Regions from separate parts of the Homo sapiens genome. Here region 2 is linked to region 1. Evidence: chromatin contacts called from ENCODE POLR2A ChIA-PET data. All regions are on one chromosome and are shown on one strand. The core of a region is the stretch at or near the end of the contact, and the rest is flanking DNA. Distances in the headings are between cores, read along the strand shown.

Region 1 (3,778 bases), core at 922-3,421:
CTTGCTCAGCCTCCTGAGTAGCTGGGATTACAGACATGTGTCACCATGCCCGGTTAGTTTTTGTATTTTTAGTGTAGACGGGGTTTTGTTTTTTTGGCCAGGCTGGTCTCAAACTCTTGGCTTCTAGTGATCCACTTGCCTCGGCCTCCCAAAGTGCTGGGATTACAGGCGTGAGCCACTGTGCCTGGCCAGAATTACTTATTGAGTATGTGTACCCATAGATTTATCAAATAATTATATCCTTATTAAAATTTTTCTTTCAATATCATACTTTATAAGAGGTAGGATAGGTTAACTAAAAAGCTTTTTCTTTAGCTTCTATTTGTTTCTCTGTCTTTAAGTAAGATGTCATGATGTCAAAAGAGGCTGCAAATAAAATACCTTGTTAATGGCATTCTCCCAGATTGGATCTTAACCAAAAGGCTGAGAAGCAGTAGCTTTTTTTTCCCCCCAAAGGGAAGAATGCTTTAGTTTATTTTACAAGAGAAAATTTATTACAGTATAGCACCACTCTGGTCTTGTACAAATTACAGAATTCACTTAGATAATTTCTAGTCTTTCCTCTCCTGCATGCTGGGCTCTGTAATAAGTTTAGGAGGTCGGCTTTCTTTAAATTATCCCCAGGTTGGAGGATTTTGGGTGTTGGGATGCCCAGGGTGGTGGTCCTTCTTAGCTTTGTCTTGCCTAACATACTTTTAGAATTGGTGTAGAGCTGGACAGCTTTGTGGGAACTGGTGTGACCTAATTTTCCTCAGTTTAATAACTAATATTTTAGCATTTGAATGTCATAAAGGCATTGCCCTACCCCATACTTTTGTATCAGTAGGTTTTATTATTTTATCACGTAAAAATTACATATTTTGTGGGATCCTTTTTCTGCTTTGGTGAAATGTAGGCTTCACCTCTATTGTGACGCTTGGTGGATTCATTCTTGCTCATCTGAAGTGGCATCTGCAGTCCTGCCACAGTGAAGTATATTTTTAGCTTTTTTTTTTTTTTTTTTTTTTTTTTGAGATGGAGTCTCGCTCTGTTGTCAAGCTGGAGTGCAGTGGCACGATGCCAGCTCACTACAACCTCCGCTTCCCAGATTCAAGCGATTCCCCTGCCTCAGCCTCTCGAGTAGCTGGGACTATAGGTGTGCACCACCATGTCCGGCTAATTTTTTTTTTTGTGGGTGTGTTTTAGTAGAGATGGAGTTTTACCACGTTGGCCAGGATGGTCTTGATCTCCTGACCTTGTGATCCGCCGGCCTTGGCTTCCCAAAGTGCTGGGATTACAGGTGTGAGCCACTGTGCCTGGCCATTTTTAGCTTTTTTTCCAAGATAGCTTAGGCCACCTTGAACACCTTTGCATAACACATTTTGGTTATGCAAAAATTGTGGGCCAAAAGCCAGGAGTTCCTGCTGAGAGGAAAAATTGCTTTTTTTTTTGGCAGGATAGTATTTGAAATTTTGTTGTTGCAAGATTTTCCTGTTGAGTAAATATGTGTGCGTTTATTTAATATGAGAGGATTTAAAAAGGAACTTAAATAGATCAATTTCATTTTGCAATATTGTATTACCTGTTTGCAATATATAAGAGGCTAGTTCTGGGTTTATCTGTATAATTCAGTTAGAAGTGCTGTTGTCTTTTATGACAGTGACATATAATTATTACTATATTATTCCCATCCTAAAACATTATATGTTGATATTTAAGAGATGAGGAAGTTGCTTATAAAATCTCGATCAGATTTCTTAAACAATTCGTAGAATTTTTTCAGTTCATGAGTCAACCATGTAACTACCCTGAGTTAATGAGTTTTGGTGCTAAGAACTGAAATTATAATTTGATACTGCCACTTAAGGTGCTCCCTTCCCCTTCAGTCTGAACTTTAAACTAGATTCTTTTATTTCAGTGGGTTTCAAATGTAAAGTATTCTGCCGAGGTATCTTAGTGAGCCAGGACTAGAGTGAAGGGTGGAGGGAAGGATGGGAAAGGGCAGGGGGAGACTGAAAAGATGAATCCTAGGTCTCCCATTCTTACTAGATCGGAATGTTTCTCCATTGTATCTTTTGTACATTTAGCTTTCATTTAAGACTTTTGAGGAAAACATTCTGGTTAAAAAACAAAATCTGAGCACTGTTGCCGTGTATCTCATGGATAAGTTTTGAGGAAGGAGGTTGTCGTGGTCTCCAGGCTGCAGTTCATGCGAGGACAGGAAGGGCTTGCTTTGACCTGTAAATTTGTATGCTAGTAGGGGCTAATTTCCTGATTTTGCTAGTGTGTGTGTGTGTGTGTGTGTGTGTGTTTTTTTTTTTTTCCTTCTGTATTGGGCGGATAGTACTTTTAAAGAAAACTGACTTTTTTTTTTTTTGAGATAATAAAGTTAAACTTCACTAAAGTCATACCACAAAACGGACAAGGAAGGATTACTGAGATGAGGGAAAAAATGGACAAGTCACTTAACTTGTGACTTTGAGTGACATTGAGTGTAATTGTTGAACTCAGGACTCACCATAGCTGAAAGTTAAACAATGTGCATTAAAAAATTGTACCTCATGGGTTTCTAATCATTTAGGCCACTGTTAGAAAAAAATTGGATGACCCTGGGTTAAAATCTTTTTTTTTGCCTCTTCATTCCATTTATAGCTTTATTTATTTGGGATATCTGAGTTGGGAGGAGAGTGCAGAGATAGATAACTTAAAGCATGTTTTAGGACAGCAGATCAGAATTAGTTGGAAAACTTTTACAAAATGCATGAATGTTCATATAGTGAAATACTCTTTTTTTTTTTTTTTTGACAGAGTTTCACTCTTGTTGCCCAGGCTGGAGTGCAATGGCACGATCTCGGCTCACCGCAACCTCTGCCTCTTGGGTTCAAGCGATTCTCCTGCCTCAGCCTCTCGAGTAGCTGGGATTACAGGCATGTGCCACCACGCCTGGCTAATTTTTATATTTTCAGTAGAGACGGGGTTTCACCATGTTGGTCAGGCTGGTCTCGAACTCTCAACCTCAGGTGATCCACCCGCCTCAGCCTCCCAAAGTGCTGGGATTACAGGTGTGAGCCACCGCACCCGGCCCATATAGAGAAATACTGTTTAGCAATAGAAAGAACCATAAATTGATGAGAATAATTGCCAAGATGTTTTTTTTTTTTTTTTTTTTTGAGACGGAGTCTCACTCTGTTGCCCAGGCTAGAGGGTAGTGGCGCAATCTCGGCTCACTGCAAGCTCTGCCTCCTGGGTTCATGCCATTCTCCCGCCTCAGCCTCCTGAGTAGCTGGAACTACAGGCGCCCGCCACCATGCTTGGCTAATTTTTTTGTATTTTTAGTAGAGATGGGGTTTCACCGTGTTAGCCAGGATGATCTCGATCTCCTGACCTCGTGATCCGCCCGCCTTGGCCTCCCACAGTGCTGGGATTACAGGTGTGAGCCACCGCGCCTGGCCAACCAAGATGTATTAAGTAATAAAAGCAAGATACAGAACAGTGTGTTTCTAGTATGCCACCATTTACATAGGGGAAAAAGTGTGAGTGTATGTATGTGTAGGATATTTCTAAAGGACACTCTAGAAACTAGTAACTTTGGTTGCCTTCTGGGAGTGTAACTGGGTAGCAGCTGGAGAAGAAGGGCGAGGAGATTTTTCGCTTTATATTCTGCGGTACTTTTTCTTAAGTCCTACATATAATATTTATTTCCAAAAAGATCAACCCTCCTCACGATGCCACATGCTGGCTTTTCCCCTTCCACCTGGAGCAGTTGCAGGTGTATGGATGAGGAGAAAGCTCCTCAGGT
Region 2 (3,565 bases), core at 1,066-3,565, about 27 Mb before region 1:
GTTTGCTTTGAAGATAGTAATGTGGGGCTGGGTGCGGTACCTCATGTAATCCCAGCACTTTGGGAGGCCGAGGCGGGTGGATCACCTGAGGTCAGGATTTGGAGACCAGCCTGGCCAACATGGTGAAACCGTGTCTCTTCTAAAAAAAAAAAATAAATAAAATACAATAATACAAAAATTAGCCGGGCATGGTGGCGCGCTCCTGTAATCCCAGCTACTTGGGAGGCTGAAGCAGGAGAACCACTTGAACCTGGCAAGCGGACTTTGTGGTGAGCCGAGATCGCTCCATTGCACTCCAGCCTGGGCAACAAGAGCCAAACTCTTTTCGTGTTTATATCCTCTTTCTTTAACTCTTACAGGGGCCCCTTTCCCAAGGCTCCGCCCAGCCCTGCAACCAGTCAGAGCATGTGCTCCCCTGAGGGCTGCACCCTGGCCTCCTCGAAAACTTGCCCTTGCCGGACCAGACAGTTGAGAAATGGCTAGAGGGACGAGACCTGAGTACCTGTCTCCATGTGTGCAGCTATACAAAATATGTAATTGCCGGGCGCGGTGGCTCAAGCCTGTAATCCCAGCACTTTGGGAGGCCCAGGCGGGGGATCATGAGGTCAGGAGATCGAGACCATCCTGACTAACACGGTGAAACCCCGTCTCTACTAAAAAATACAAAAAATTAGCTGGGCGTAGTGGGGGCGCCTGTAGTCCCAGCTCCTCGGGAGGCTGAGGCAGGAGAATGGCGTGAACCCGGGAGGCGGAGCTTGCAGTGAGCCGAGATCGCGCCACCGCACTCCAGCCTGGGCGGCAGAGCGAGACTCCCTCTCAAAAAAAAGAAAAAAAAAATGTAATTAGACGTCTGTAACACATGTAATAAAGCAAGTACAGCAAGATGACTTTAGGTGATGGGCATACGGGTGTTCACCAAACAATTCTTTCAACGTATGTGTGAAAAAAAGTTTAAAGTAATGTTGGATGCCAGCTAGGTCAGGACGAGATGGGGAGGGGGAGGGGGAAGGGAGGGGGAGGGGATGCGGAGGGGAAGGGAGGCGGAGGGAGAGGGGAGGGGAAGGGGAGGGGGAGGAGGAGGAAAGAAGAGCCTCCTAGAGCTCTTCGTGTCTTTTCCGTTGTGGGTTTTTCCTCCTGAAGGGCAATGAAGCCGAAGGAGCTTTCCCAAGATTCCAGTGATTTACAGGCGCTTTTCTGTTCAGTGGTTGGCAGGCAGGGCACGGCGGGGCATGCAAATTTAAAATGGCTGCTTCTCTCGGGAGTTATGGGAGCAAAAAAGGAAAGTGAATATCCTCCAAAATAGTAACAATATTACTTACGCAGGTGTTCAGATTTGGATAAAGATACACAATCTCAACGTAGGAGAGAGAGTTATTCAGGGTGCTATCTGTCACCCTGAGGTTAGGATGTGTGGGAGAAGGAGTACAGTGGCCGATCGTTAACATTTTCGTTTTGAAAACGGTGTTGATACAGTGGAAGGCTTGTGGTGTTGCTGGCCCTTGATCGCTGGAAGGATTCCGAGGTGTAGTTTTCGAAGCGGGAGTTTTGTTCGCATTGGGCGCTTAGCGTCTGTTACTGTCGCTAACGGGAGATTGTCAACGTGTTTGCATTGGGCCATTTGCATCAGTTGGGACCGTTGTTACTGACCTCCTAGGTTGTGTGTTGCGTTTACACGCTTAAATCCGGGTTTCACGGTCTCTTAGTACTCGCGTATTTAAGCTCATCGCGCGTACCTTACTTCTACGCGTTCACGTCGGTTCGTCCGGGCCTATCAGCGCCGCTGCTTTTAAATTGGCCGTGTGCGCTTTACGTTTGCACCTTTACGTCGGATCACTGGGGTCCATCAGCGCCGTAGTTTTTGAGCTGGCCGGGCGTGCTTTCGAGCGCTTAGTTGCTTTCGGTTTCACTTGGTTGCGGCGTGACGATCATTGAGTTAAAGGTTACTGCACTCACTTCAGTCGCCATCGGTCTCCGTAATCTGACTGCCCTTTGCTATTACTTGCTTCACTCACATACGATATGCGGACGGTCCTATTTAAGTTGAGCGCCCATACTTCACTATCCCAAGTGGGACTGCTTTTTCATTTACGTGTCTCTATCCGAGGCAGTATAAACATCTTTCCATTCAAGTTTACCGCATGTGTTTCACTATCGAGAGTCGGACTGCTTTTGGATTTACGTGGCTTTGTGGGATGCGGTATGAAGATCGTTGCATTCAAGTTTACCGCCTCTACTTCACTGCAGAATCTGACTGCCGTCAGATCTGTATGACAGATTGTTGCATTCGTTTTCTGCGGGTACGTCACTATCCAGTCTACTTTTTCCATTGACGTGGCTGAGTCATATGTAGTATGACTGTCAGAGACGTTGGAACCTGAAGCGACCCCATTTTGAGTGAGGGCTAGAAAAATGAGGCCGGGACTTACGGGCCTGCATTCTCAGAAGGATATTCCTAGCTTTCAGATACTTACGGTTAAGGGAACAAATTAATGTTTACTGAAGAGACCCGAGTGTCCAGATAGCTGGATATCTGGAGAACAAAGGCGTTCCTAATTTTGCTTTAAAGGTAGTAATAGGGATTCTTGCAAAATGTAATAATTAAAGTTAATTATCACAAACCCTTGTAACAGAACACCTCTCCCCATGTGTACAAGCATTGTACCTAGGGTGGATACGTTCCTTCTCTTAGTTTCAGGAACGCCCTTCTCTGTCTGTGGAGTAGCTGTTCTTTCACCACTTTACTTTCTTAATAAACTTGCTTTTATTTTGCACCGCGGACTTGCCCTGAGTTATTTCTTGCGCGAGACCCAAGAACCCTCTCTTTGGGTCTGGATCGGGGCCCTTTTCCTGTGACGTATTTCTGGCCACCACAGATGGGACTATAGTGCTTTGGGGAAGTGTTGGGGTCCTATAACATATTTCTGGCGAATGATGGAAGGGACGATACTGAAGAAACTCCCCCAACCCAAAGGAAGTAGACTGCAGCACTGCAGTAGTCAGTAGACTGACTTTGGGTAAGTGGTGGAGTGCCCGGGTAAAGAATGGGATTGGGTTAGAGGCCCAACTTAATGGAGTTAGAGTCTTTCCTAAAAGAGAGTGGGTTAGAGGCCCCTCTTAATAAAAGGCAAGGACACTTGACCGACCTCGGGTTAGAGGCCCGACCGAGGAGGGTTAGAGGCCCCTCCCAGTAAAGCCCCTCTCGGCTAAAAAACAGGTTTGACACCGCAGGCTATGCTCTTTGTATTAGTCTGCCTCGTCCTCCTTGTCTTGGTTGCTGTCTCCGTTTCAGTGTCATTTTCAGGAGACTTCATTTAACTGGTCTTAGGGATTTTAACTGATTCTTCTCCTATGTCCCTCCCGATTTCTGTCCGTTTGCTTGTGAAACACTGGGAACCAAAAGCATTGGAGGATCCGGCTCTAAAATTGCTGATTGAGATTTGATATTTAACAGCTATGAGCAGTAAGATTCGATAGATGTGGTTGTGTTTTGTTGCTGCTGTGCTGAGTGTGATTGAGAAGCACTAGGATGGAAATCAGGGGACTTTTCTCCTTGCTGTTTTGTTTG

The links. ChIA-PET counts read pairs that join two places held with the same protein, here RNA polymerase II (POLR2A).
Region 2: POLR2A ChIA-PET joins it to region 1 with 12 read pairs in CD4-positive, alpha-beta T cell. The contact joins two enhancer-like sites. POLR2A ChIA-PET finds 5 or more read pairs at or near these places in 2 of 52 experiments (CD4-positive, alpha-beta T cell and HEK293T).

The regions. Positions count from the first base shown.
Region 1 is chr17:16,197,729-16,201,506 of GRCh38, reverse strand. All of the region lies in intron 1 of NCOR1 (nuclear receptor corepressor 1), which reads left to right. Among named protein-coding and RNA genes, the nearest start is that of NCOR1, 16 kb to the left of the region's middle. Within about 2 kb of position 2,171, at least 3 of the 41 ENCODE cell types and tissues checked have a DNase peak (open chromatin) inside an H3K27ac peak, as active enhancers do.
Region 2 is chr17:43,359,246-43,362,810 of GRCh38, reverse strand. No RefSeq gene overlaps it. Among named protein-coding and RNA genes, the nearest start is that of LINC00910, 28 kb to the left of the region's middle. RefSeq lists silencers at 988-1,087, 1,538-1,597 and enhancers at 1,848-2,027, 2,073-2,768. Within about 2 kb of position 2,315, at least 38 of the 41 ENCODE cell types and tissues checked have a DNase peak (open chromatin) inside an H3K27ac peak, as active enhancers do.